6 separate regions of the Homo sapiens genome follow, and all the other regions are linked to region 5. Evidence: chromatin loops called from intact Hi-C (ENCODE). Cell type or tissue: B cell. All regions are shown on one strand.

Region 1 (5,000 bases), 52 kb after region 5:
TTTTTCCCTCAAAATGTCTCTAACAGATAAGTTCTGCCATCCTGAGGCTAATTTTATATACCAAAATGTTCTGATGAACTGTAAAAGGTAGATATTCATTAAAATCAGTATTTATTTTGAAGACTTACTTAAGCAAATTGTTGATTTTATGAAAGTAGTTGATGAGCAAGAAATGTTCTCCTTCCATGGTTCTTCACTCACAATTATGACTTGACCAAAACCAAACTCTGATAATTGTATGAATTTATAGCTGGAAACAAAATATGTGAGAACAGTAAGAAAAAGTTCATCACCAAGAAACCCCAAGGGCAGGTTGCATAGTTATGTCATGAAATCAGTCAATCTAGACAATCTAATTTATGGTTCAAGTCAAAATTCATATCCCTTCCCTATCAACCCAAATATTGAAAGGGAAAACACACTAGAAAGCTATTTTATCTGAATTATTGGGATAATAGCTATAATTTTCACATAGTTTTGCAAATGGAATTAATGTTTTGGTGTGAGCAAGATATTGATAAACTATTTGTCATATCAGTTAGATATATTAAACATATATAATGAATAAATGAAATAAAAAGCATTTGTCTTACACAAATAATTAAGTTCCTTTAAGTTCTTTTTAAAAGTATTTTTTTCTGATTTTAGATTTACAGAAAATTCATTATATTCTTAATATAGGAATCAACAGGTAATATAGTAGAAAGCTATTAAAGTACAGGTGACAAATGGCAAATAAAATACAGATGACATACACAACATGCAATATAGTTACTATTTTCTGAATAAAAAATCTGGACCAAGATAAGCCCTTCCATGGGAAAAATAAATAATTTGAAAACAGAACTATCTTAGAAAATCCAGAATGTGTCATGATTGAAAATATACATCATTATAAATGCAAAGAAAGATATCATTCATTTAAAGAATACAAAGAGGTTCCATTTGATACTTATTTTACCATCTAGAATTCAACTGCACATTCTGAGCAAAAATATCTTTAAAAAAGAAATGGAAATAAAAGCAGTACAGGGTATTATGCTTCTGTTAAACTCAGTGAGCATGTGCCCTTGCCAATGGATATGATCAAACCTAAATCAGTCAAGGGATGTTGACAACCTGTGGAAAGAACATATGATTTTATTTGAATTGTATCCTGGACGATGGGCAAATATGTCAGAAACTGCCCATGTCACCAGGCCGTGAATGGTGATATCTTCTTTGCTGCCTATCAGTTCAGTAGATAAGCAGATAAACTTAGGGTGTCCTGCTTGGGTGACACCCTGATTAGTTCCACCAGTGCCTGGTTCCACTCATGAATCCTCCTCAAGCTGGTGGAAGACAACCAGCTCTTTTTCTCTACTCCCTGGAGAACCTTTTCTATATGGACATCTTTTTTGAAATTAACTACATTAATCCAGAAAAAGCAGCATTTTGAAATCATAGGAGCCTGGTGCAAATAATTTATTTAACTTCTCTGAGCTTAGGTTTCCATGGAGTGAAAGAAATCTATTTACAGTATGCCTATGGGGGTACTATATCTGACAGTACTACTATATTACAGTATGTCTATGGAGGTACTATATCTGACAGTACTACACATTATTAGACTCTGTGTTTATCACAACACATGTTACAGAATACACAATTTCAATATGTGTCAAATATTTCTCTAACTTCAGAATTCAATTCATAACTGAACACTTAGATGCATTGTTCTCTCTGCCAAATTGGACCTCTGGGTGCATGTAATTTGTTGAACAGCAGATAGGCTTAATATGTCTTTGGCTATTATGTAGTATATGGAGGGTGTCATAGGACAGGTTTTAGAGTTAGATTTAGGATGAAATTCAATCTCCACCATCACGTCCTAAATATATGCTATTAAGAAATTCGATTAACTTCTCTGAGCCTCTATTTTCTATTTGTAAAATAGGAAAATAATACTTTTTCTATCTACCTCACAAGGATTTTTGTAGGAATGAAATTGGACAATATATGTCAAAATGCTTTGTGAATAATAGAATGCTATATAAATACAAATTGTTTACATTATTATCACAATTATTACTGTGAGTAATGGAATTACTATAAATAATAATTTTATTATTCCTGACACATGATTTAGGAAAAAAGGAAGAAATTATCTCATTTAAGAAAAACCAGGCTGGGTGCCTGTAATCCCAGCACTTTGGGTGGCCAAGGCAGGTGGATCTCTGAGGTCAGGAGTTCTAGACCAGCTTGGCCAACATGGTGAAACCCCATCTCTACTAAAAATACAAAAATTAGCTAGGTGTGGTGGTGCACACCTGTAGTCCCAGCTACTTGGGAGGCTGAGGCAGGAGAATTGCTTGAACCCGGGAGGTGGAGGGTGCAGTGAGCTAAGATCACACCACTGCACTCTAGCCCGGTTGACAGAGCGAGACTCTGTCTAAAAAAAGAAAAAAAGAAAAAGAAAAACCAGTTGTTGCATAGCCAGCTCTTTTTTATATGAGGAAAAGTTAGTAAGTAAATATTTACGTAAAGCCAGAGAATTAAAATACAACTTCTAGTCTGCACACTACTACTGAAACTTCTTGGAGAAATCTCCCTAATTTATTTAGCCTGGCTTTCTTATCTCTAAAGTAATATCTACCTCATTAGATTTCTATGAGGACAAACATGGGAAAACAATGGGAGATATGTCAAATCCTTTAGAAGGAAGTCTCTTGTATTCAGATGAGTTATATGTTCCTTCTTTAGATATATGATTGTGGGCAATCATCTCACCTTGGTAATGCATCTTATTTTATGAACAAGACTGCAGATATCATTATCAGAGATGTATAGTTGTGGTAGAGTTAACCCAGGAAATCTTTAAGGAGCACTGGAGAACCTCAGCTTCACTCTTTAATTATAGCATGGTTAACACACAGTACTGTTATGTTAAGAAGACTTCAAACCACAGCTAAGTAAAATCGAGAGACAAAAATGACCCATTGTTTGCAGAAGAGGAGAACAGAACATTCAAGAAAATCAAAACAAGATCAATCTGTCAGCAGAATATCACAAGGACTTCGAACTTCCTTTTCAGACCCAGGAAATTTTCTTTAAAAGAGAAACTTAGAAATGCATCGTTGGCAAGAAAGAGAAAGAAGCAAAAGAAGAACCTTTTTTACATTATTAGCACATTATACCTAATCTAGAAACTATCTGTCTCTTATGCTATTTTTAAGTGCCACCTCAATGAAAAGAAGGTGAATTTTACATCTCACTGTAACTAATAATGTTCCCAGAATAAGTTATCTTATTCCATTGTAGGCAGAAGTCTAGCAAACGTCTTAAACCCTTACCAGCTCTGGGTTATGATAGGCACTCAGAAGCTGTTCTTTCATTGTACAGGAAAATCCCTATCTCGAAACTGTACTTGAATATAAGCCAGGATCTGGGCCTAGGGCCTGAGTTACTGGTTAGGGTTTTTATACCAATTCCATCCTCTACCCAGAGAGTCTGTGCCAGTATCAACATCAAGTTTCTTGACAGGAAATTGCTTTCTTCCCTTTCTTGAAATGAGATTTAATGAAAGACCAGAACACCTGTTGCCCTCTCCCAGTGAGAGTAAACTTTAATTAGTTAGGGTCTAATCAAGAGCAAAAACCACATAGTAATTTAAACAGGGATGTTTAATATAAAGAATTACTGAGTAAAGAAAGATAGGAGAGTGACTCTAAAGATAGAATGAAAGCTCTAAACACTGCTGTAGGACTGAGGGAAAGTTCCAAAAAAGGACAAACTTGGAGGAAGGGATCAGAGCTCATTGAAGAAGGTGTGGTCACAATCTACTTGGTGGCAGAGGAGTTCCTAAGTTGCACAGCCCAGAGATGGCTAAGAGTTGCCAGGAAAGAAGTAACCCTTTGGGGCAGGCAAGTCAGAGCCGGTGGGCAAGCTGGGTGTACACAGGGGGACTGGTACAGAGAGAGTCACAGAGCCACTGTAGGTGTGAGGCCTGGAACACACAGTGTCTGTGTCAGGATATCTAGGACCCAGGAAAGCTGAACTTGATGGGTGGGTGTGCAGAGTGAGTTGGGCTGCCACTGAGGGTGCTGGTGGGACTGAGAGCTGGGGAGGCCTTCCACAGCAACCGAGTGCACCTCTGCATATGACTTGGGCTAGAGTAGTCTGAGCTAGTGGATGAAGGCTGGGCATTCAGTTCACTAGACAGCCAGCCCTATGGGGCCCCCAGCATGCCTATGCAGAGCAGCAATATAGGACAGGGTGAAAGCCATGCTGTCCGGGTCTCCTAACCGCACTCTGCCAGTCAAGAAAAGAGCTGAAGAAGGCACACAGCAAAAGCAATGCCCTGTAGGCACTTATACTGAGCCAACAGTGAAGTTAAAAACATGCTCTTCAGGGGTCCAGCCAACAAGCCATCAGGACCAGGGAGGAAAACACCTTTTTTCTTCAATGCCTCTCTCCAGCACCCTCTACTGATGAAACATTGTGCCAGCTAGTAAAAGTAAAAACTAATTACAGGGCCCAGATATGTTTTAATAGATGAGTCAGTGAAGGGAGCTGAGAGGCAATAAATTGATAACTGGCACATTCTCCCTCTGGGGAAAGCACTCCATACAATCAGACCTCCCCAGTTAGTTGCTTTCTTTCCTGTTCACTAGAGTGTATCTTGTCCTCATGGGCCACCTACTTCCATCAACTTCCCAATGACTGATTTTTCTAACAGAGCCCTTCCAGCCATTTTCAATTGGAAACCTCAGAAATCTATTGCCTTTCTTGAAGGTGGCACAGATGTAAGTGAAGTCCTCTGGTGGCAGATAGAGTATTGCACAGCTCTTTTTTTTTGTTTAAGGACAATACTCATTTTTAAAATTGTATTTACTTAAAAGCATTCAGACTGTCAACAGAACAGCTGCGACTTTTTTTTGCAATTACAGTGTAATATTACGTTAACAGAGCAATTGTTTCTTATAAGCTGCAACAGAGACAACTGAAGATGAAAAATTACA
Region 2 (5,000 bases), 400 kb before region 5:
GGAAGAGAGAAAAACTGACAGCAATTCAAGGAAAACGTGGCAAGCTCAATGTGAAGCAACAGCAGAAGATACAACTAAAGGAAGCTTCACTGTTAGACGCCAAGTTAAATCACCCCAGGTACTGACCAAGCCAAGAGTGTCCAGAAGGGGCAGCCAGGCTGTAAGACACCTAGGAGACCCAGCCCAGGAGCTAGGACCCCTGGGGAAAAGTCCAGGAGACACACCTGGCAGGTATGTGCAGGCAGCTTCAGGAGCCTTCCTGGGAGAGCTGGCACAGATTTCCCAGCAGGCAGGGAGCAACAACTTCACAGTGGCTAGGGGTTAGGAGGTACTTTCTAACAGCTAGAGCGCTCCAAAAATGCAGAGAGCAGAGAGGTATTCGATTTGTTGTTGTTATTGTTGTTGTTTTCACAGCACACACTGAAACAATGTTTAAATAATGACCTGTTAAATGACCATCTTGCCTGAAAGTATACTGTACTCTCCATATATTCAACAGGATAGCTACAGAAAGAACTGAGTACTGTGTGGGAAGCCGGGATGCATGCATTCCAAGATCTCATCCAACTAACAAGCATCAATAATTTGTTTAACCACCAAGTATTCACACCATTCTTGTGATCGAATACAATGTGGTAATACTATAATATGCAAAACTTGGTTCCCAAGGTGTGTAAGACACTCTCTCTTCAATGAGGCTCAGAAGATATTTCAAAATAATGGCTTTTCCAGCTCTATGTTTAACTGAATCACCATTACTTTAATTGTAACCATTCTTTGTTTGGGGTGTTGTCATATCAAGAAAATATTTGCACTCTATAAACAAAGTATTCTTCTACAAACATTTATACACGTTTTCATTGGATTTCACAACCCCACTGAAAATAATGAGCAAAAAGTTCTCAAAACAGCTTCTGCATTCTGATGAAAACATTCATTTTAAGTACGCCACTGGAAATATTTATCACTAAACCAATTACTTTATTTGGGAATTTTACGCTTTTTAAAATATTATAAGGTACTAAGTAAAACATTTGCTTATTAAAAAAAAAACCTTTTAATTAGAAAATACAGTCATCCCTCACTACCCATGGGCAATTGGTTCCAGGACCTCTTATGAATACCAAAATCCATGGACGCTCAGGTCCCTTATATAAAATGGTGTAGTATTTGTATAAAACCGACACACATCCTCTCAAATACTTTAAATCACCTAAAGATTACTTATAATTCCTAATACAACGCCTACACATCACCTTACTCACATGGATTCAATGCAGTTCTCAGTAAGCAGCAAATCGTGCTTCTGCTTTTTCGAACTTTGTGGATTTTTTTTCCCAAATATTTTCTATCCATGGTTGGTTGAATTCACAGATGCAGAAGCCATGGATACAGGGGGCCAGCTGTACTGCTTAGGCTGGTATGACTTCTCAGTCACCCAAGGAATATCCTTAAGTCTAGGATTTTATTCTCCGAAAAAGGAGGAAATATTCCTACTAGCTAAATAGATATGAAAATCCAAAAGGTTTTTATTTAAGAAAGTCATAGAACATCAGAATGTAAAACAGCTGTGCCTTGCAGGACCTTTGTTTACACAAACCTCTCTGCCTCTTCAGGTTGGAAGGAGGGGAGGTGGGGGCACCTCAGAAAGTAGTTTTCCTAACAAATTACTCCCTTACTTTTCTCCTAATCAGACATTTGCTTTAACGGAGATTTGAACAAGTCAGTCCCACCCAGTGCACTTAAAAATCAATGCACACATATTCAGCATTAGTCATATTGTAACAAATTCCTAATATAGTGTGGGGGATACTCAGAAGAGTAGTTGGTGATAAACCAAACCAAGCAATCAAAATACTACACCTGAAGGCTGCAGAATATGGTTTGTTATGGCTGTTTTAATGCAGTTCCTGGAAATATCCTTAACATCTTCCATATATAGATTATGACAGCACCAAAATATTCCCCCCAAAAGTGAACCCATACATTTAGAAGCATCAAGAAAATATGGGAAAGCCATTCATTGTAACCACACTCAGCTACTGAGGGATGAATAGTTATGTATTCAGCAGTTTCTCAGCCAGAAGTGGGTTGGTTTTGCTTTTTGGCAATGGGTATATGTTTTTAATATTGCTGTGTTACTCGAAAAGAGTTGGTATGTTCAAAGACTAGAAAGGAAAGGCCTGTTTGTGAAACCAGTGATGAGAGCATGGATCAAAATAATGACCTACAAGGATGGTCGCTTTCATGCTCATGGAGACTTCTCATTTCTAACCCTTGGACACTTTCAAATTCTGCTAAGGCCCTCAGATTTTCAAGAGTGTAGGTGCTGGGTGAGACAGCCAGTGTCAAAGAGATTTCTCTGAAGAGCATCTTGTTCCCACACTGGGCCTGCAGGAGAACAGACAGGTAGGGGGCACTGTTCCCTCAGCTTGCTCTGACTGCAAAGCCACTAACCAGATGAGCAATGAGACCCCCACACTACGCCTAGTCCTCCATGAACAGGAAGGCAGCAACTGGCTGACATAGTGTGCTGAAAGATGGGCCAAGTTCCCATGAGAATTGTGTTCATATCTCCATGCGGAGCATGCAAAAAAGCTGAGCATAATATATCAGCATGGAGACACCAGTGACCAGTGTCGTGGGGCAGGTGAGAATGGATGACCAAAAATAAGCTCAGCAGATTAACCTCCACACAACAAAAGGATTTTCTTTTTAAACACAGGGATCACCAAACTGAAGGCTAAGAATGTACCCAGTTGTAAAATCCAATGTGATTACTATGTCAGGGAAGCCCCCAAGCCACACAGGTAGTTCTCCTTTCCTCATGACCACAGAGGGAACATGGCAGTAGCCTCGAGTGCATTCTTCTCTGAGGTACCCTAGCTGATCTGTTAGCTCTCTGAGTCCGTGCAGAGCTCATTCCTGACACAATGAGGGCAAAGCCAACAAACACTGGCCCTCTTCAACCAGACTGCTCACCACTCACACAATCTCCAGGAACCTCCATCTAGAAGCTCCAGAAGGTTCCTGCTCAACAGGCTTTACAAAAGAGGAATAATGAAGCCCTTCACCTTGCTTTCACTGTCCATTCTAAAAGGAGAAACAACAACAAAAAAACCCCCAGGAAAGCCAGAGTTTGCCCTTGGTTTTGCACTTGGATTTTCCATGAACACATCTCTGTCTGACTTCAAGGGAAGTCCATTAACCTTTCCTGATGTACAAGAACCTTGCAGGAAAAGTAGGCAGGGAGCTGTCACCCATGCACACACAGCCCCACTTCAAAGTGTATTCTCTGAAGTGAATATTTATTTCTCTTCTCTAAATGGCAGAAGGTATCTTCCTCTGTTGCCGGAAATAGACAATTATGTCAGGAGCAGCCATCCCTGATGTAAACCAACCCTTCACAGAGGGCTGGGTTGGGGGGCGTGCAGGTAAAGTGCAACCACTCTGACAGCCTGCCATCCCCACAGCACTAAATTGATGCCAGCTGCCCACTACAGGCTACGTTCCTGAGGTCCTGTGACAGGCTCCTGAGAAGACTAACAAACCTTCCCATCAGCTTCCAGATGAGAGCAAGGGTGAGGCCTTTGGGGCTAGAAAGCAGAAACTCGCCAGCTCCCCGATCAGAACCACAGTCTCACTATTGGCAGGGGTAGGGTGTCATTTCAAAGGCCAGTGTGTTTGGGGAAAGGAATGAGTGAATTATTTGACTGACATCCTGAAAAGAAAAATACACATACTCTCTCTCTCAGAGTTTAGCATTTGGAGAGTGATGCTGTCAGGACAGGTCTGGAAATGAACCAAAGCTCCTTAATCTAGTCTTGCTTTAGCGCAAATATTCCAGAAGATGCTAATGATCACCTCCCAACACAAATTTTCAGGGAGCTGCAAATACTTACCAAAACGTGATCGAGCTTTTCTCACGAAGTCTCTATACACACTAGTTGCTCCATATTCTAGCTCCCACTTCTCACAACTCCCCAGTCCCCCACCTTTGCACTGTCCTCTCCCCAGAGAGGCTCCATCCCCAGGCAGGGGTGGTAACTCTCCGGTGCAGTGCCCAGTGCCAGCAAAGGGCATCCAGGTACCACCTCCCATCAACCTGACCCGCCATGTCAAGGAGCACTGAGCAGAAAGGTGAGCAAGTAACGAGACAAAGCCTCCAAAACACGAAGAGGTGGAACTGACCAATTCAGAATCCACCAAGTCCATCTCCTCTTTCTGGATGCCACAAACCTACACCTGGCTGTCCAGCCAGGTTAGCATTTAATTGCTTTAAATTACCCTTAATGGATATACACAGCATTAGAAATGATCAGTTATCCCTAACACTGTACCTAAATAATGTGTAGTGTTCCCTAAAAGGGAGAAGGAAGGTTTCTACAATATGCAGAAGTGACCAGCTATTCAAGAAGCTCCTTTGTAATATATAGCAACTGGTCTGGTATTTGTCAGTCTTAGTTAGCTAATTACAAACCTATTTCTTTCTAAAGGAATAAAAAAGAAAAAAAAAGAGCCAAAGAGCCAAAAAGCCCCAGAGGCAGTTTATCATGCCTCTGGTAGCTCATGTGGGATAAGGAAGGGCAATTTCTACTCGGGTAAAGGGGACAGGAAGATGAGGACTCTTTGCTTCCTCCTCACTGGGGACCCCAGAGTCCTGCTCTCTGCAGCTGCCTAGCCTGACTGTTGACAGGACAGTCCACGAGCCCCGAGAGAAGATCACGAGAGATCTGTAATCAGAGAATCTGACATCCCTTCCAGAAATCAGCCATTCCTTATTTGGGTCAGTCCCAGCAGAGGACTTTGGACAAGTCATCTAGCTGCTCAGGGCCTCAATTTCCTCGTCTATAAAGAGAGGACTGGAAAGGAACACTGTTCTTGGCTGCACATCACTGTCACCTGTGGAGATACTGTGATTTAATTATGCTGGCTCAGGTATGAGTGAGCATCAAGATCTTTAAAATGCGCAGCCAGCCAGGCACAGTGACTCACACCTA
Region 3 (5,000 bases), 1.1 Mb before region 5:
TATGGTTCCACCTCTGGCTACTTGAAATAGCTACTGGCTTCTTAAAGTTTTCATTTTTGAATTTCTAAATGCTTGATAGTTTTAGGAAAAAAATTACTGAGTTGCTTTTTCTGTGCAAGGCACAGAAAGAAAGACATTATACTCACCAGAATTTGGTCCAAATATGAGCAACAAGATATAGACAAACAAACTGTAGTATTAGATGGAGACCTCTAATACTACACTTTTCAGATGTGAAAACTGAGTTCCAAAAGAGTAAGTGACTGATGGAGCTATGATTAGAATTCAGGTTTCCTAGTAGCCAATCTGTATTTTTATTATACCACATTTTTTTCATTATAATTATTTGATTATGTTTTGGATACTCTTATGGGTAGTTTTCCTTTGTTTTTTGCTATGCTGAGCATGATTTTTTTTGACGGGGGCTAGGGGATAGTACCGTTGAGTTTAGGTTGGAGTGGGTCATTGAGGGCTTTGAAAGGATTAGAAAAACTGTTGATTGGCAGGTATAGACATTAGCTAGTCCTAGTTTCTAGTTGATTTATGATATTAGGACATTGAGATAAACTTTTTCATTTTTGCCTTCAGATGACCTGTTGCAGCTATTAATGTCATGTCCCCAAGTTGAATTAATTCAGTGTCTCACTAAAGAGTTGAATGAGAAACAACCATCTTTATCTTTTGGTCTTGCTATACTTCATCTGTTCTCTGCAGACATGAAAAAAGTTGGCATTAAGCTACTTCAAGAAATCAATAAAGGTGGGATAGGTAAGTAGAATAAAATGTTGTGGGAGAAATAGTAGTGGGTTATCTAGGGAGAGGTTCAAGATGGTTATGCATGAGTTAACTCAAATTTCCCTAAGAGTTCCTTCTTAGCAAGAGTTAACTTTAGGAGTTTATAAATGTAAAGATTGCCATGTAAATAATAATCTATTGGTAATAGGATATATTTCTTGAGAGAATTAGAATGAAGGGAGTATCTTTATGAAGCTTGAGGGGAATATTACAATAATTATGATCACTAACACTAAAAACTTTGTATATATTGACATATGTGTATATTTAGCTTTTATATGTATTTTAAATGTTATGTAGATATAAACTATATGTTTTAATTCCTAAACCAAATGTATGTGTATTTACATATGTTATTCACTCTGAACCTAACTCTGCTGTGAATTAGAGAATAACTAATTAGGCTGGGTGCAGTGGCTCACCCCTGTAATCCCAGCACTTTGGGGGGCTGAGGCGGGTGGATCGCTTGAGCTCAGGAGTTCAAGACCAGCCAGGGCAACATGGCAAAACCGTGTCTCTATGAAAAAGATACCAAAATTAGCCACATGTGGCATGCACCTGTAGTCCCAGCTACTTGAGAGGATGAGGTGGAAGGATCGCCTGAGCCCAGGGAGCTCAAGGCTACAGTGAGCCGTGACTGTGCCACTGCACTCCAGCCTGGGTGAGACACTGCCTCAAAAAAAATGAGAGAGAGAATAATTAAAACTCACTTTTATTTTCTTTTCATTAATTTAATATAGGAAGTTGAACAGACAACTTCATTTTAAATTACTTGAAAACATATTTTGGAAGATAACTTTATATTTTGAAATTATCATTACAGATATCAACTAAAATATTTTCATATAAAAATAATAATTATGGTAGAAATAAAATTATAGTGATGACAGTATTCTAAAAAGTGATCCTCTTTTATGAAGTACCATAAGTAATGCAGGTAATAGATAAGAAATGAGTTCCATAAATTGATAGATCACTAAGATATTTTTAAAAGTAAATAATATTAAATTTCTTTAACAAACAAAATGATTTTATTTCCTTAAGAAAAATATTTGTTATAGAAGCCCCATCATTAAGAGTTCTCCAGCTAGAGACAGGATAAAGAGTTTGTCAAAGAGTTTCTTCAGTCCTTGGGTTAGCTCCACTAAGGCATTTATATAAGTGTTTGAAATCATGAAAACTTGACCTATAGGTTTACAGTTATTTCATAGTTTCTAGTGGTGCCTTATAGACTCTGTGAATAAGGATGAGCCCACATTCATCACTTTCTGAGCTCCTGCCTTATAGCCTTCAACATCTGCTGCCTTAACAAGAAGGAGATGAGTGGAGATGTGAAATGTGAGAAGTGGTAGAGGGTTGAATTGAGACATGAAGAGGTTAATGATAAGGGAGGAGGAGAAGGAACTAACACGAGTACTTACCATGAGCTTGACTGAGCACTGCATGTTATATCATTAATCTTAGGGGAATCAGGTAGAGTTTAACAGTAACTGAGTTGAAATTATGTCCTTTTCTATTTTTGAAGAATCACTAAAGTATAGATTATCAAATAAGTGCCATACTATAATATTGTATTTTTTCCCCACAGATGCAGTAGAAAGTCTTATGATAAATGATTCCTTTTGCTCCATAGAAAAGTGGCAAGAAGTGGCAAATATATGTTCACAGAATGGCTTTGACAAATTATCTAATGACATCACGTCTATTCTTCGATCTCAGGCTGCAGTTACAGAAATTTCTGAAGAGGATGACGCAGTCAACCTAATGGAACATGTGTTTTGGTAGTTCTATATCTTAACCAGCTGAGGGAGCTTGTACAACACCTTATGTATGCTGGTTGGGAAAAACTGATTTTAACGTAACTAACTTATAAATAAATCTAGAGTAAGAAGATCTCAGAAATAAATCACACTTTTGTTATGATGACATTTAGATTTGTCTTTGAAATATTTATACTATTGCTTCCTTTTCCCCATATGGTCATTTCTTATATTGAATCTTGATAAAATCCAAGATTATAACTTTGTGTGAAACAGTGTAGGGCATTTTTATCTAAGGACATAAGCTAATGTCCAGATATATTACTTTCTGGTGATGTAATATGATAGCAAGAACTGAGGAAGGTGTGGGTAGTATCCTGTGTGTTAGACTGTCTTCCCAAACATGAAATGCTACAAGCCTGACTTGACCAGAAAAGCAGGAAATCATTTCAAGGTTGGACTTGCTGGCAAAAACCTAGAGTATAGTAATTTTGTACTGCTGATTTAAAGATGCGCCCCATGCTTTGATATATATAAATATGGCAAAGCTTAGGCTTCTAGTATAAAAGCTGGGACTCTTGGCATGTTATTACTTAGAGAGAAGACCAGTCGAATTTTGCATAGAAGTAGACCTGTGATACCTATAGGTATGGAAAATATGTCATAAGAAGTGGTTTTGGATTATTTCAAGTGTCTGAATAAGTATTTGATTGAAAACTCTGAAAGTTCTGTGCCATGGACAGGTGTAATATTAAAAATATTTAATGATTAGTATGGCATGGGCACAAATCAAGCAGAACAGATACCTAATTAATCAGAACAGCCTTTAGCCCTTATGCCACACCAGAGCTTACTAGCTAAATGTCATCCTTGACCATGGAACATGGTTAAAATGAGCTGCTGGCTGGGCAAGGTAGCTCATGTCTGTAATCCCAGCACTTTGGGAGGTCGAGGCAGGAGGATCGCTTGAGCCCAGGAGTTTGAGACCAGCTAGGTAACACAGTGAGATCCCGTCTCTGTTATTAAAAAAAGAAAAAAAAATTTCAAGTAAAAAATGAAAATGATCTGCTATTAGAATAAGAGCAAAGAGCATAACTTTTCCCATCCTAAATTTAAATTGAATATGTATTTTTATGTTATAGTGGAAAGAAGATGAACGGGGAGTCAGACAGCTTCATATTAAAATTCTGGTCCTACCTCTTACTCACTTATAAAATATGGGCAGTCTTCCTTAGGCTTGTTGTGAGGATTAGTGATAATGTATGTGTAGTGTAAGTGTATAACATGATAGAGGAACTTAGGAAAAGATAGCTGTAATTCCTTTGTAATCGGCCCCAGAAACACACATTTCTCTACTTAGTTTGTACTTACTAAATCCCATATGTCTACTCATTTGTATTTATATGTTTATCCTTCTTTAAAGTATTTGATATATTGGTACAACTTATTGCTGAGATTAAGTTATCTGTCCACACTTGTATTAGGGTTGCCTGGCTTATCTTATAAATTCAGAAGCATTCAAGCTGAGTTTTTAATTTTTCCATTTGGTGCTAAATAGAATACTGGATAATTATAATTCAGCTTTCTAAAACGTAGCATTTTTAAAGTAATACATGTGCATAGTTTAAAAAGCAATTTATTACTAAAAGCCTTATCAAAATAATATTTTGATTTTTGGCCTTCATACAGGCTGTTGAAAAGAGCAGATAAAGGATGGAAAAAAGGAATGGAAAGGGAGAGGTATTTCGGCAGCACTGGTTCTTTGTGTGCCAACGGCTTAAAACCTTTTTTTTTTTTTTTTTCCTTTGAGACCTATATGATTGATAGAAAGCTATTATGTGTCCATTGACAGAGCTTAGAAAAAAAAATGTCTTCATGAAAGCCAGGAGGATAAAGTAGGTATATAAATCTAGAGAAAGCTTAAACAGCGGTTGTTGTTGTTATTCTAATTTTGCCTTGTTTTTCCTTTTCTCATTATTACTCCTTCTCAGTTAGCATTGCCTTTGGCAGCTTTCCCAAGGAAAGTAAAAGTTGTCAAGTGAATATAAATTAAAATGCCTGGTGATGGAAAATGGAGTTGGGAGGAAGAGCAAGATTACAAAGTTAAATGAGGAAGGAGAAAGAATTGAGTTGTGAGCTACAGAGGGCTTTGAAGCTATAAGAGCCTCCATGTAAGCTACACTGAAGGAGGTATAATCTGGGCCTCAGCACAGAAACCTGCATTCTAGACCAGCCCCACCACTGTCTAGCTATGTGTCCTTTTCCTCATGCTTAAGATAAATTTATTTTGACTAGATACCTCCTCTTGTCATTTCCAACTCTAAAATTCAGTAATTCTGAAAAGGTACAAATTATTTCCCAATGCTTCTTGACCTTCAGCCTAAATTTCAAATACTACAATTCAACATCAGCATCAACAACATCTACCGAATACCTGTTTTGCAC
Region 4 (5,000 bases), 420 kb before region 5:
TACTCTGTGCTGGACCAGATGCTAGGGATAAAAATGAACGCAATAAGGACCTGGCTCTAGGGAAGCTTATATCCTAGTGGTAGGAGCTGGACAAAAAGCACACAAGAAAAGGCAAGATAGTTTAAATAAAAAAAAATGACAGCAGAGTCATGTGACTATTTTTAGATCTGGTGATCAGGGAAGGCCTCTCGAGTGGGTCCTGAAACTGAGAACTCAATGTCAAGAGGAATGAGTCACGCACAGATCAAGAATAATAGTGTTTCAGGCAAAGGAAGCAGCATAGCATGCAGGAGGAACGGCAAGTTCAATGTGGCTGAGTCTAGTGGGCAGCGGGAGAGACTCGGAGACAAGGTTAGGGAGGGAGGTGGGCGAGCCCAAGTGTGGCGGGAAGCAACTGCAGGATTTTAAGCTAATAACCGACACCACCCTTGAGTGTATTTGTAAAATATTCTTCCCAGGGCTGTGTGGAAAACAGATTCTAGGCGGCAATAATGGAAGCAGGGGCCACTTGGGAGGCTACTCCAGAAATGATGGCGGTGCAGCTCTGGGTGGAGAAGCGGGGATGGTTAAGAGGTGGATGTGCTTAGAGGTGGATGTGCTTTGGAGGGAGAACTGACAGGGCCTGGTGAAGGACTGACTAGACCCGAGACATTGAGAAACTGAGCTAGTGCTATGCCTGATGCCTATGGGTGTGGTTAAATGTGGTTAAATTCCCGCATATTTTAAATTTCACTGGGGGGAAACAGGCTCAGTCAGGCATATGAAGCTATCTAAGTAAGTTGTTAATCTGCAAATGTAGGAAGAAAGGAGTGAAAAGACAACACCCCTTTTAAAGTGGTATGAAGCTATCCCAAGAAAAAAAATAAATTATCAACATTTTTTTTTTTGAGATGGAGTTTCGCTCTGTCACCCAGGCTGGAGTGCAGTGGCACCATCTCGGCTCACTGCAGCCTCCGCCTCCTGGGTTCAAGCAATTCTTCTGCCTCAGCCTCCCGAGTAGCTGGGACTACAGGCGCGAGCCACCATGCCCAGCTAATTTCTGTATTTTTGGTAGAGACGGGGTTTCACTATATTGGCCAGGCTGGTCTCGAACTCCTAGACCTTGTGATCTGCCCACCTTGGCCTCCCAAAGTGCTGGGATTACAGGCGTGAGCCACCATGCCCGGCTGTTATCAACATCTTAAAACTCAAAAATTTATTGTCAGGTTTTTGTAGCTGGATGCTCACTTAGTGAAAGCCTTGTTCAGTGTGCACCAAGATGTGCACCTAGGCCAGAGTCAGCAGGCCTCCTCACCACAGCCTGCGTGCTAACCAAACCAGACACCACTCAGCAACACAGAAGGATCATTCAAGAGATGATTCTTCCCCCTCACATATGCCACCACACAAAAAATAAACAAACCCATATATGTAGAAAAGAAACATTTATCGTGCTTGAAATGCAGCTTTTTAAAAGTTCCAGCACATAACCACACATGCCACATGCAACCAAGTTTCCATAGTAAATAAGCTGAAACAAATTAACTGCACCTTAAATAAACAGTAGGCTCTTGGGTGGTACCAGCACACAACTGCCTGCTCTTTTGTCATGGCTGTTTTCTCACATGCTATCCAAGAACACAGCCAACACACCCCACATGTTCCTGAGGAAGAAGCACTGAATCCACTTTACCACTGAGCCACAACATCTGTGACTCAAACTGTCACCCATCTCTGCTCTAATAGAAAAATCCTGAATGGAAGTAAAATCCTGGATTCTCATCAGAGAGACATACTCAATCTCAATTAAGTACATTCACGGGTGTATTAATTTTCACACCTACGTTAGCAATTTATTTATGGGATTTCATAAAAACACAAAAACTTCAGAAATCTAATCGAGTAAGTATATTCCATTGAATGATCTTACAGTGGCATTTAACATTCAAAGTCATAAACCCTTCCAAAAAATGAAAATTAATAATGTCATGCAATCATCTGATCTTGAATATAGTTAACTTTCATGACTATTATCAATATCAGAGACTTTTATAAAATTCAAACTTGGAGGATTCTATCTCTAGGGAGAAAATGTGAAAGTGCTATTAATCCCAAATTCTGAAAGTACAGAAAGTAAAATTTAATCCAACCCAACCCAAGGTAAAACCCAAGCAAGGCATGCCTCTCCCCAGATAAGTTTTAGCTATTTGGTGCCACCTGCTGACCAATGAGAAGAAACCCCCAGGGCTGCTATACCTGCGCTGCAACATCCACCGCACCTGACTCCTGCAGAAGCCCAGCCTGGCCCCTGCCCTGCCCCCACCTGCGAATCTCTCTTTCTATCACTGAACCAACAACTGCTTTCCACAGATTTCTTTCTTTCTTTCTTTCTTTCCTTTCTTTCTTTCTCTCTCTCTCTCTCTCTCTCCTCTCTCTCTCTCTCTCTCTTTCTCTCTCTCTTTCTTTCTTTCTTTTTGAGACAGAGTCTCGCTCTGTCACCCAGGCTGGAGTGCAGTGGCATGATCTCAGCTCACTACAACCTCCACCTCCCAGGTTCAAGCAATTCTCCTGCCTCACCCTCCTGAGTAGCTGGAATTACAGGTGTGCACTATCATGCCTGACTAATTTTTGTATTTTTAGTAGAAATGGGGTTTCACCATGTTGGCCAGGCTAGTCTCAAACTCCTGAACTCGGGTAATCTGCTTGCTTTGGCCTCACAAAGTCCTGGGATTACAGGTGCGAGCCTACCTTGCCCAGCCCACAGATTACTTAGTAAGTAAGTGATAATTCTTGTCTTAAGCTTAAAAGAAGTCACTCAGAGAACTAAAGCACCTTTTTTCCTAATGTTCTTTCTTAATGGTATTCCTTAAAAACACTACTATTGTTCCTTAAAACGGAAAGGTTAGGCCAAGAGTGGTGGCTCACGCCTGTAATCCCAGCACTTTGGGAGGCCAAGGGAGGCAGATCACTTGAGCCCAGGCGTTAAAGACCAGACTGGACAACACAGTGACACCCCCATCTCCACAAAAATAAAAAAAAAAAATAGCCAGCTGTGGTGGCATGCGCCTGTGGTTCCAGCTACTTGGGAGGCTGAGGTAGGAGGACCACTCGAGCCAGGGAGGTGGAGGTTGCAGTGAACCATAACTGTGCCACTGCACTCCACCCTGGGTGACACAGCCAGACTCTGTCTCAAAAGAAAAAAACAAAAAACAGAAAGGTGAATGGGAAGTCAAAGTATCCAAATTATCCACTAGTCTGTGTACAAAATAAATAAATAAATATATGCCAAGCACAGTGGCTCACACCTGTAATCTCAACAATTTGGGAGGCCACGGTGGCCAGATCACTTGAGCCCAGGAGTTTGAGACCAACCTGGGCAAGATGGTGAGACACCCTCCCAACCCTTCTTCACTATCTCTATAAAAATTAGCCGGGCACGGTGGCACGTGCCCGTAGTCCCAGCTACTTGGGAGGCTGAGGTGGGAGGATCACTTGAGCCCAAGAGGTCAAGGCCGCAGTGAGCCATGATCGTGTCACTGCACTCCAGCCCAAACAACAGAGTGAGCCTCGTCTCAAAAAAAAAGCAATGCTCTGAGTTCTTTTTATTCAACTGTTTCACTCAAGTGTCCAGAATTTGATGGTAGAGACATCTTTTTTCTTCAATATTCTCCATCTGTTCAAAGACAATGTCCTTTGTCCAAAGAAAGCTGAGTATTTACAGTGATAGAACCCACTATTTTATTTTCAAGGCAATTTCACGGCAAAACATCCCTCGCTCCCACCATAGCCATCATGGAAAGGTCCCTTCTAGGCACTCAACAGCAGCAAGGGAGTGACGTGAGGGTGAAGAAGTCAGAGTGAGGGCAACAGTATGGAAGAGTGTGCCCATGGCATGGAGACTCCAAACTCCAGCATGCTACAAACATCATCATCCTCTAACCCACTTCCACATGGGACTAGGGCCAGCTGTGAGGACAGTTTATATCACACATACAGGTGTCCCAGGAGGTTATCTAAAAAGGGCTGGGTTTTCTCAAGGTGCTATTGGCCATGCCTCCCGTGGGCTGTGAAGTCATCTGTACTTCTTAAATAGCTGTGGGAAGTTTAGGAAGAGAAGGGAGGAAGGCTTGGCCATCTTGGAACTCTGCCTGGTGGTTCCACCATTAGGAAACCCAGAAAGGACTATGTAAGGCTGACACAAGGAAAGGGAATCTCCCCTTGAAGAGAAAGGCCCTCATCCCTCTAATAGCAGAGCAAGGGCCTGGATTCCACTGGACTTGCTCACCACAGTAGGAGCTCGTTAAATAACTTTTGAATGAATAAAAACAGTAATACCCTGCGTGTGACAAGGGTAATGCCCATGTTCTTTGTGACTAGGTTTCAAAAAGATAGGAAAGTGCCTATCTACTTTCCCTGCTCTTCTCTATTGTGGGGTGGGGGGTGGGGTGGCATGGGGTAGGGTGTGGGTGTGTGTATGTATAAAAAGGAATATGTAGAAAAGCCAAGATCCTCCCCCTCAAATTACTCTTCTCTAATCCTACATCCTATGAACTGGAATTTTCCATAAGATGCACAGAAATTCCAGATGCTTTATTATTTTCTGCTTCAATAAGCAGACACTAAATTCATTTCTTCAAACAGGTGGATCAAGGCAGAAATGGATGTGGAAATTATCATCCTGTACCTTTGAGGTAAAGAGGCTTCTACAGCTCTGGCATGAGCTACCACAGGTCATAACCATTAGGAAAGAAACTGGAATGTTACCATGCCAGGCTTTGTAAGTATTCTGTTAGTTCTCCTCTATATTGATTAAAGTTCGTAAAGTCAATACCTGGAACAGCCCAGAGGGAAAATACTTTACCTGTTCTCTTACTTCCCAAGATACCACATTTATTATCTAAGTCGCACAGGTTATCAGATAAACTTGCAGGTTTTTGTTTTATGAAGAAACAATAATCCCCAGGCTACTTTCCAGCATCCTCTACTGTTACTCTACAAAATCTTCCTTGGTGACATCATCC
Region 5 (5,000 bases):
CAGTATACAGGCATATAATTTTTTTTATTTTTAAATTTATGTTTTATCTCAATAGGTTTGGGGGAACATGTGATGTTTGGTTACATGAATAAGTTCTTTAGTGGTGATTTCTGAGATTTTGGTGCACCCATCCCTCAAGCAGTGTACGCTGTACCCAATATGCAGTTTTTTTATCCCTCACCCCCTCCCACCCTTTCCCCCGAGTATCCAAAGTCCACTGTGTCATTTTTATGCCTTTGCATCCTCATAGCTTAGCTTCCACTTATCAGTGAGAACATACGATATTTAGTTTTCTATTCCTGGGTTACTTCACTTAGAACGATAGTTTCCAGTTCCATCCAGGTTGCTGTGAATGCCATTATTTCATTTCTTTTTATGGCTGAGTAGTATTCCATGGTATATGTGCATATATATGTATACCACATTTTCTTTATCTACTCATTGATTGATGGGCGTTTGGGCTGGTTCCATATTTTTGCAATTGTGAATTGTGGGCATATAATTTAAATTTCGAGGCAACCCTGAAGTCATGCTCAGGCATAGATAGGACCAAACAGTTAACTTTCAAAGCACTAAAGCATATCTGAACTGGCATAAAGAAGAACAAGTAGATAATCAAATATACTAAAACCTTTATTAATGAAAAGAATGTATTACAGAAATAGTTCATTTCCAGAGGAAGAAATAATATAAAATGCAAAAGAATATATCTAGAAGTAAGGAAAAGTAAAGGAAAATATCATTATAATTAGCATTGAGTCCTTTAGAAAACAGGAAGTAGGCATCTGAAGGTATTGAGTGAGAAAAAGGTAAAGTTAATATTACATCAGGAGGCAACTAATCACAGATGCCACTGCTTGGACACACCAAGGAGGCAAAAAATGGCAAAGTCAGATTTTGAACAGAGTGTGCCCAGACTATGAGCTATCACAACAAGACAGGGAAGGCGAAAAAGGGCCAGCCACCAACTCGGGGGAAAAAGGGCCAGCCACCAGCTCAGACAAAAAGTAGGCAACACAGACCCCTCCCTTCCTAATATCCCCCAGGCGTGGACTTCAGCTGGTATCAGGTTTGCTTTTCCTATGGAAGCAAGGAGCCTATCCGGGGAAGAGATTCGTCCTGATTTCTTCTTAGTTCACACACACTTAAACTCCCGAAAGGGCTTGACTCAGATTTACCCGCAGGTCTGGGCTAGTGTGACAACAAGGGCCTTCGTGTCTTTAAAATAACTCATCTACTTCATGATGTCCTTGGTGAAACAGTGGATTGGTACACACATCCATTGCAATCTCTTTCTAGCTGGACTTTCTGTTTCTGTAGGGCTGGGAAGTTTAAAGCTACAAACCCTGGACATTCTTGCAATTAAGATTCCTCATGTGATAGAGTTTCCACCAGCAGAATTAAAATTGTAGATGTGGAGGGAGGGTATGAGTGAGGCAGGGGCCATCTGCTGCTGGTTCTGTGATAAGCACAGTCGCGGAGGAGTTTAGTTATTCTGTGCCATTGTTAACTGACTGTTCACTGGCTTGTGGGGCACCAAGAGGCAGGGCACAGGACATCTGTTTTACTAATTAATATCATAGCAAGCTTGGCGGGTCCCGGAGTGGCAGCTTTTTGGATGTGGCAGTTTCCAGAGCATGGCAGCTTCTGATGATGGCAGGGGATGCATTGTTTTGAATCCAGCAGCTATAGCAACAACTTCCCAATTCAGCAAATGGTTTCCTATTGCAGGATCAGTAGATCCCTTGATGGCCCAGTTCTGCAGTAAAAGTCCATCCTAAAACTTCAGCCTCAAAGTGGATCTCTATCTGATCTCAACATTTGAATTTCCAGGGGAGTTTATGCCCAAAGGTTTTGATTCATTATGTCAGCAATGGATTCCCGAATTGATATTCTAAAAAAGCAACCCAGATGCTTGTGATACGAAGCTCAGATTGAGAGTGAGTGACCAAGAGCCTCTTTCATTAGCCCTGCCAACAACTTCATAAGCCATTTAATGCCCAGTGTTAAACAATTTCTGTTTAAACTGTCTGGAATGGATTATTTTTTCAGTAACTAAACCTTGACCAGTGCAATGTCTGGGGCAAAATCTTCACAACAGGAATAGAACAAAGGTTAGGCAGAATGAAAGTTCAAATATGCCATCCCTTTCTGTCAATAGAGGAGCATTAAAATTTTCAACACTTACAAAGAGAAGAAATAAAGATTGTAACAAAAAAAAACAAGCTAAGAATAGTAACAAAACCAAGCTTAGAGCTGTTGAAAAATAAATTGCTGTTGAAAGATTATAGAATAAATAAAGGCTTAGGTAGCCTGTATTATGCAAATTAGTCACATCATGCTTATTTATTTTTACTATCTACTTGGTTTGCAGCTATATTATTTTATTTTGGAAAAAAATGATAGAATAACATTAAAAAGAACATGTCTAGCGCTCTAGTTAACCATAATTTCTGGTCTGTTGCTGCCACCTACCATCTACCCAAGGCAAGGCAGTTCCCGTGGGTAGGGTTACTCTTTCAGTCTTCAGGAAGCTAGTGCCACCTAAATGTCTTTCATTTCGGTGACACACTTCTAAAATACTTTTAGGTGCATGCTAAACCCCTAAATGACAGGCTGTTTAATTACTGTTAGTACCCTTCACTCAACAGATGACTTAAGTATTAAAGTATCTTGACCATGAATTACAATTAGATATGGATGTTATAAGAAAAGCAAAATTTGGCCGGGCATGGTGGCTCACGCTTGTAATCCCAACACTTTGGGAGGCCGAGGGGGGGCGGATCACGAGGTCAGGACTTCAAGACCAGCCTGGCCAACACAGTGAAACCCCGTCTCTACTAAAACATACAAAAATTAGCCGGGCTTGGTGGCAGGCACCTATAATCCCAGCTACTCAGGAGGCAGATGCAGGAGAATCGCTTGAACCCAGGAGGCAGAGGTTGCAGTGAGCCGAGATCATGCCATTGTAGCCTCCAGCCTGGGCAACAAGAGCAAGACTCCATCTCAAAAATTTGTCTGGTAAATGTTAGTTGAACTCTTATTATATGAGACATTATGTTGACAGCATATGCATCTACTATATCCTTTAAAATTAGCTTTTCATAAAGACTGTGTGTCTCAGAGATCTCTTGTTAAGTAAATAAGATGGTTTTTACGTGGACATAGGAAGCTTTTTGCAGTATAAAAATATTTCACCTAGAATTATTTACTTTTCATCCTTACTCATAAAATCTGATATTTGTCTGGGAACGGTGGTTCACACCTGTAATCTCTGTGCTTTGGGAGACCAAGGCGGGAGGATCACTTGAGGCCAGCCTGGGCAACCCATCTCTACAAATAAAATAATAATAATAATTTTAAAAATTAAAAAAATTAAATCTTACCTTTAAAAGGTTGATAATAGTGATGAATGCAGTACAGTGTCAATAATTCAGCACTGAAAAACATTTTGCTGATTGACTATATGTGATTTCCTTTTGAGTCCATGAATAGTACATTAACTTACATTTGCAGTGGCATTTTATGATTATTATGACACTTTTATATACCAACTTCCATTTTATATTTACAGGTACAGAACTAAGTAGGACAGGTACTATACTTTAAAGACAAAGAAATAGTCTTAGAACATTTAAAGGATTGAACCCCATCTAGAATCCGGCCTTTTGCGGAAAAATTCAGTGTTCTTTCCACTCTGCCACACTGCCTTCAACAGTCTTTCATTCACTCATTCAACAGATGTTTACTGAATACCCAGTATGTGCCATGTGTAGGTGCTGGGGAGAAGGTGATGTTTTATTTATTAATAGGGTCCAGGCGCAATGGCTCATGCCTGTAATCTCAGCAATTTGGGGGCCTGAGGCAGGAGGATCGCTTGAGCCCAGGAGTTAGAGACCAGCCCGGGCAACATGGCAAAACCCTTCTCCACAAAAAATACAAAAATTAGCCAGACATGGTGGTTTGGCTGTAGTTCCAGCTACTCGGGAGGCTGCACCTGTAGTCCCAGCTACTTGGGAGGCTGAGGTGGGAGAATCACTTGAGCTAGGGAGGTAAGCCATGATCATGCCACTGTACTCTAGCCTGGGCAATAAAACGAGACCCTGCCTCAAAAATAAATAAATAAATAAATTTAAAAAATTTAGAGATGGGGGTAGATTAGGGCTTAGAGAGGTTGTCTGGGAAGGTCTCTGGGGAAGTGATCGCTGAAGAATGGATAAGAAGAAACCAAGAAGAAAGGTGGGAGAACTTAATCCACGCAGAGGGAATAGCATGTAGAAAGCTCGAGTTTCCCAAGTAGGAGAAACTGAAAGAAGCCCAGTGTGGCTGCTGCATTATAAAATATGAGATGGTGGCATTAAATACAGCTTTCAGTCAAGGCAAGGAGAAAGGTCATGCCAGGCTGTGGAAGCCACGGTGGAGTCTGGTTCCTGTTCCAAGTACAGTGGGAAGCCGGGGAAGAGTGCTCAGGCTCTATGTTGCATGCTGCAAATCAGAAGTTTTCCTGGGGGGAAATTTCCTGAATTGTTTTCAACAAAATAGTATTCAAAAAACATCTGAATATTTCCCCAAAAATATCTTCCAGAGACCACTAGATAGTTTGCTAACAATTGTGTAGGCTTCGAAGGGAATACCTGAATTATACCCCATGCCTCAGCTTGTAACACAGTGTTACACTGTGGACACAGTTATCCTCTAAGACCTGACTAGACCCCACTTTTTGTGCAATCCCCTATCAGCCTTTTTTGTCTAGTTGCACATTATGTTCACTTGGGGAACTTGGGGAGTGTTCTTCCCATCTCCAGAAATTTTAATGTAATTAATATGGTGCTGGGCCAGCCATCAGCAGTTGTTAAAAAGCTTCTCAGGTAGTTCTACTGTTTAGCCAGGGTTGAGGATTGCTGATCTGAGGGATTGTGATAAATGACTTTTATGTAATACTTTCTCATTGTCAAAGTGATTTTTGTCAAGTGTAGAATACTCAGACTAACATAAGACTA
Region 6 (5,000 bases), 450 kb before region 5:
TGTCATTACTGTCAACTATTTCACAAGACAAATAAACCAATGAATGAAAGACATCCTCCCCCCTCTTCCCAATGAAAAACATTCTAGGGCTGAGCGGCTTCCTTCCTTCCTCCTCCTCACAGGAACCACATTTGCAGCACTGAGGAGGTTAAAATAAGAAACACACAGTCCTCGAATACTACTTTTTTACAGTGCTAGAGCCATTCCCAGCCTACTACTGACTCCAGGGGCTTCCAAACGGAAGGAGTTCTGTTTTCAGTTAGGAACCTTTTTTCATGTATAAGCTCTGAGACACTGCTGGCCAGGGCCTGCTGGCTGGGCAGGGACAGCTGAGGGGTGCAGGGGCCGCAGGGAAAACAGCACACTGGTGCACACACAGGCTTCTGCTCTCCCTAAAAATATGTTCAGTAAAATATTGGACTCATTCAATTGTCTGAGCCTTAAAAAGACTCCAAGAAACCTGTAATTGATCCAACTAATCCAACCCATAGGGTTGAAATGACAATAACCGGCTTTCATTAGAAATTATATAGCCCACTAAATAGATGGGAAGGCTCTTCCCAACACATCAGAAAAATTAAAATTAAGCTTCTGAATAAAAAACTGTAATTTACCAAAGGCTTAGGAACAAAAAGACCCCTCCCTCCTCCCCTTTGCTATTGTTCTACAGGACTGGGTCTGAGCACGGCACTTTACACCTTTAAAGCTTCCCAGAGGTAAGAGGCTGGGGGCTGGGAGCCAGAGGCGACCCGGAATCAAATACCTGCATACTAATAAGTCTATGAGCACTGATCTACTAGGAGGTAAAGTTAGCTAAAAGTAAAGAAAATGTGTGTGCAGCAGTTATCTGACAACCTAGAAAGCCAAAAAGGTGCTGGAGAGACAGGGACTCCAAATGGTAGCTCTTCTGGAGTGGAGTATGAGCAACTGCCTTCCCTAAGTCGTGAATGGGGTGCCCGCAGCCAACCACAGGGTCTGGGGCCGAGCTGTGAAGCCGCCCGTCTTCATTAGGGTCACAAATAAAGCCTCCAAGAACCCCCGTTGGCACCCAGGACAGGCCCGGCCTTTGGGAGGGGGCTTACCTTGCAGCTGCTTGAATCTGCCTTCCAGCTGGTTGTAGTTGTAAGGCACCTGCCCCGTGTACGCCGGCGACAGCGGCCCGGAGATACTAGACGTCCTCTGCAATTCCATTATGCCCGGCGTAACGCCCCGGAGGACTGCGCCCTGGAAATCTCGCTCCAGCCCCCTCCCACTCCCATCCAACACGCAGCAGCCTCCGCAGCGCTCGGCTCCTTAGGCGAGCCCCATTCCGGTCTGCAAGTCCAGCAGGGTGATCTGATGGGAAGTTGGCTGCAAGAGAGTCCACCTTAGCTCCGCGAGGAGTTACCACACAGGCATCTAATTTCTTGCTTTCCCTTCTTCCGTGGCCCTTGCCTGGAAGCTCGAAATAAATTACTGAGGAGGAGGGAGAAGCAGAGAGGAGGCGCAGGTTCTACTTCAGAACTTTTAAATATGGCCAATCCTAAGCATGCCACGGTTGCCGAGCCCGGGAGCTCGCGGGCGCAGCGCGCACACCTCCTCCCAGCTGCCCGCGGCGGCCGCCGGTTTGTAATTTTATCAGGAGCCACTCGCCGTGTGCTGGGCGGTGATGTCACCTGATTAGCATAACAGCATTGTATTAGAAATGCAGGCTATACCACGAGGAGGGGCGCGGGGGAGCCTAGCCGGCCCGCGACCCCCTACCGGTCCCGCACGGTCCGCGGTCGCCCCAGCCGCCCGGCAGCCGCCGACCCCCGGCCGGGCCCTGGACTCGCCGCGGTAGTGCCTTCCCAAACAGAGCTGCTGGAATTACAATCTTTTGTTGAGCCTCATGTAACGGAAAAGTCTCCGATTACTATCACTTGAAAAGGCTAGCGCGCCCACGGGACGGCCTGGAGAGTGAAGAGCCCCAAGGGTCCCGGGCCCGCGCGGCTCATTCACTCTCTAGCGTCTGCTGAGGTAACGCGGCCCGCACCTGGGCGCGCGCGACTGCCCCAGTGCGCTGGCGCCAACCACGCGGCGGCGGCCCGGCGAGCCACCGGGAAGAAGTCAGACAAAGTCACTCTCAGGGCGCTGTGCAGCGCCACAGCCAGGGGAGGTGTAAGTTCGGGCTCAGTGAAGAATCTCGGCTGACTTACGCTGCCATCAGGGGATATGAAGGCGGTGGTTTCCTGGAATAACACGGGCCTATGATAGGAATTCGACGCAAGGAAGATTTATGGGAGCACCGATTTGCAAGGCATTGTGGGAAAAAGGTACACAGGTAAACACCGCCGAGATCCCTGACCTGGAGTTGTTTATGATCCGGAGGGGAGATGAGGGAACCGAAACTACCCTCAAATTCCTACTCTGATTTGTAAAACAAGGCCTCTAAACTTGTGGTTCTCCAAAATTTTAAATCTCTCCTTCCCAGCTTCTTCTCCCACCAATCTCAACCAAAAATGAAATCTTCCACATAGAAAAGAGAATGATCAAAATGTATTCTTGGGAAATTGACTCTAGATCTCCCCCCTCTCTCTCCACCCTCCTGTCCCCCCTTTTTCCTCACTACCTAAACAGGCAGACAACAAATTACACTTTTGGCATTTCCAGTTTGGAGCCCTACAGCAATACTCACTGAAGAAGGTAATTTCATTCCTCAGGGATCCCAATATGTAGTAAAGACGTGGTCCCCCACCCCAGGTTCACCTCAGTCCCCAGGGCACTTGTAATTGAAGTAACTGCATCCTGTCCAGGCTTAGAATTAAACCCAGAGCCTAGCTAACTGCTCAACGCTGAACAACCCCCAACTCCTTCCAGCCACATAACTAGGTTTTTAATACTTCCACATGTCAACCTTTGGCTTTTGAAAGCCAGGCCCAACCTGAAGAAGACAACATTTCTTATCATCTAAGATGTAGAACATTTTTTAAAGCCCCTAAGTGCTGCCAATTCACAATGCTGATGGGAGGCTAGGCAGAGCATTACAAAACACTTGGTCTTGGAAAAAGCACTTGACTAGGATTCCCAAGACCTGAGTTGCTAGTCCTGGCCAAGCCTCTTAATTACCCTATGACCTTAGAAGAAACCCTGGATTCTTTCTAAACCTCAGCTGTCAGACTGAGTAATAATTAATGCCCACCTCCACAGGGTCACTGAGGAGATGATGTGGAAATGTTCTAAAAATTATCATACTTTCAAAATTAAGAGTATATTCTTCAAAATGCACCCCTCCTTTCATCACCCCCCGCCCACACACACAAACACACACACACACACCACATCAAGACTACAAGAGAAGTTGAATTGGGAACCGTCTCAATGAAGATCTTTTTAACAAGCCCTTTTTCACAACTAAGTATACTGGTGAAATGATAAGTCTCTAAGTGTCCAGCTATGGCACTGAAAATGAGATTACAAAGTGCTTTGCCAACTTATAACGTTTTAATCATTGGGCCACTTAATGAAGAAAGGGAGTCACCACTCAGTATCTCCCTTTCAGCTCCCTCTAGTATGGGTTAGTACATGAAATAATTTTTAATTAACCAGGTTGCACATAATATGATGGCAGTAGAGCTGGGACGAACGTAGCCACACTCAATCCTGTGAAGCCAACACTGAATGAACCAGGCAGAGTGAACACATGCAAGTATTAGAAAGGTTTGGACACTGGGGAAGGGTTTAATAACCCCACGGGGATAAGAAGTAAGAAATGGGAATCCATTTGGTGTGATGGGACCAGGGAAGAATAAGACAGATCCCTGATGGCCCATCTGACCACCTCCAGTTCAGAAGTGGGGAGGAGGTAAAGGAAGGCCAGAGGTATTCATTCTTTATTTCTTCAGTGTTTACTGTTCTGTATTTACAGTATTTAATGTGTGCAAGGCACACTGCCAGGTGTTTTAGAAGATTCAGAAGTGACCAGGAGTGTTGCTAGCCAAAGGAAATGGGACAAATGTGCAAACAGTAAAGTACCAAAAGAATATAGTAAGGGCCAGGGGAGGACAGCTCTAAGAATTCAGAGGACAAGGAGGACACATCTGCCTTTTGGAGAAAGGTAGGTGGGAAGAACTCTAGGAGGGACTGGCATTTTGATCAAACCTTGAAACACAGGTAGACATCAACAGGCTGGAACAAGGGAGAAGCCTCCTCTCAAGCAGCACAGTAAAAGCATGGATGCCCAGGAAACAGCACCAGCAAGTGCTGCAGTTTGGCTGGAGGATAAGGAACCGTCAGGCTGGGAGGAAAGCCCCGAAAAGCAAGTTAGAACTAAGCCTGGTCTGGAGCCACTGGAGACTTTTGAGCCAGGGGAGTAGAGGGTGTGGGCTGGACTCTAGAGATGATTAATCTGGAAGTGGTATGTAAGAATGGGCAGAAAGGAGAGGAAATGAAGGCAGCAAGGTCAACTGGGTGGTTAGTGCAACAGTCCAGGTCAAAGGAGCAATCAAATGAAAAAGAATGGGCTGACGTAAAAATTAATCCAAAGGACTTTGGTAACTAACTGTATGTGGGAGGATCAAAGGAAAGGGACAAAGAAGACTCTCAGGGTTTTACATCTGGCTAGAGGGGTGCAGGGGACAAGTGCACATTTCCTTCTAGACAGGTGGAATCTGAGTTACCTGCAATACCACTGGGTGACATGTCTGGAGCAGTCAGGGATGTGGAACTAGAGCTCAAAACTGAAGATACAGTCCTGAGTGCAGAGGTGGGAGTTGAGATAGTTGTGGGGTTAAATCTAGGAAAGGAAGTAAGAGGCAAGGGGCTAAGCATGGAGCCCTGGGGAAGGCCTGGGTTTGGGAGAAAGAAGAAAAACCAGTGGAGATGCCAGGGAGTTGCAGAATGAAAATCTAAGGAGAGAGACTCAAAGAGGAAAGAGGGTAGATGGTCTTAAGTGTTGCAAAACAAACAAACTAAAAAATAAAACTTAGAGAAAAGGCATGTGGTGTGCCAATTAGCAGGTCAACTGGGTTAATAAAAGCAAA

The links. Hi-C counts contacts between places; a loop is a spot of excess contacts. Peaks named below come from ENCODE experiments on the same cell type or tissue, not always from the same donor. Only the 100,000 strongest peaks of a DNase experiment are listed, where the experiment ranks them.
Region 1: a loop joins it to region 5, with 2.4 times the contacts of the local background. A loop is called at or near these places in 2 of 110 quality-filtered maps.
Region 2: it touches region 5 in a loop (27-fold over the local background); 22 of 110 quality-filtered maps call a loop at or near these places.
Region 3: it touches region 5 in a loop (4-fold over the local background); 13 of 110 quality-filtered maps call a loop at or near these places.
Region 4: a loop joins it to region 5, with 13 times the contacts of the local background. A loop is called at or near these places in 17 of 110 quality-filtered maps.
Region 6: a loop joins it to region 5, with 4 times the contacts of the local background. A loop is called at or near these places in 4 of 110 quality-filtered maps.

The regions. Positions count from the first base shown.
Region 1 is chr2:54,052,489-54,057,488 of GRCh38, reverse strand. It overlaps a transcript of ACYP2 not described here. Among named protein-coding and RNA genes, the nearest start is that of ACYP2, 61 kb to the left of the region's middle. In B cell, no CTCF peak of the experiment used is centred here; no DNase peak of the experiment used is centred here; H3K4me3 peaks cover 1,145 bases; H3K27ac peaks cover 2,175 bases.
Region 2 is chr2:54,500,813-54,505,812 of GRCh38, reverse strand. All of the region lies in intron 1 of SPTBN1 (spectrin beta, non-erythrocytic 1), which reads right to left. It also overlaps the pseudogene C9orf85P1. Among named protein-coding and RNA genes, the nearest start is that of SPTBN1, 47 kb to the right of the region's middle. In B cell, CTCF peaks have their summits at 2,305 and 2,509; a DNase peak (open chromatin) is centred at 2,422.
Region 3 is chr2:55,173,370-55,178,369 of GRCh38, reverse strand. CLHC1 (clathrin heavy chain linker domain containing 1) reads left to right here. Exons shown (of 13, transcript NM_152385.4): 12 at 589-768; 13 at 2,384-5,000. The coding sequence ends at 2,580. Among named protein-coding and RNA genes, the nearest start is that of CLHC1, 56 kb to the left of the region's middle. In B cell, a CTCF peak has its summit at 2,595 (motif pointing right); a DNase peak (open chromatin) is centred at 2,589; H3K4me3 peaks cover 344 bases.
Region 4 is chr2:54,520,086-54,525,085 of GRCh38, reverse strand. All of the region lies in intron 1 of SPTBN1 (spectrin beta, non-erythrocytic 1), which reads right to left. It overlaps SPTBN1-AS1 (SPTBN1 antisense RNA 1), which reads left to right. Exons shown (of 4, transcript NR_185881.1): 4 at 4,621-5,000. It also overlaps the pseudogene C9orf85P1. Among named protein-coding and RNA genes, the nearest start is that of SPTBN1-AS1, 36 kb to the left of the region's middle. RefSeq lists an enhancer at 197-366. In B cell, CTCF peaks have their summits at 1,987 and 2,186 (motif pointing left); a DNase peak (open chromatin) is centred at 2,205.
Region 5 is chr2:54,104,607-54,109,606 of GRCh38, reverse strand. It overlaps LOC105374615 (a long non-coding RNA gene), which reads right to left and starts at 3,304. Exons shown (of 2, transcript XR_940093.1): 1 at 3,266-3,304; 2 at 616-1,894. It also overlaps a transcript of ACYP2 not described here. In B cell, CTCF peaks have their summits at 2,268 and 2,469; a DNase peak (open chromatin) is centred at 2,486; H3K27ac peaks cover 736 bases.
Region 6 is chr2:54,554,970-54,559,969 of GRCh38, reverse strand. All of the region lies in intron 2 of SPTBN1 (spectrin beta, non-erythrocytic 1), which reads right to left. It overlaps SPTBN1-AS1 (SPTBN1 antisense RNA 1), which reads left to right and starts at 1,265. Exons shown (of 4, transcript NR_185881.1): 1 at 1,265-2,302. RefSeq lists a silencer at 1,728-1,867. In B cell, a CTCF peak has its summit at 1,981; DNase peaks (open chromatin) are centred at 1,059, 1,639 and 2,039; H3K4me3 peaks cover 2,898 bases; H3K27ac peaks cover 3,488 bases.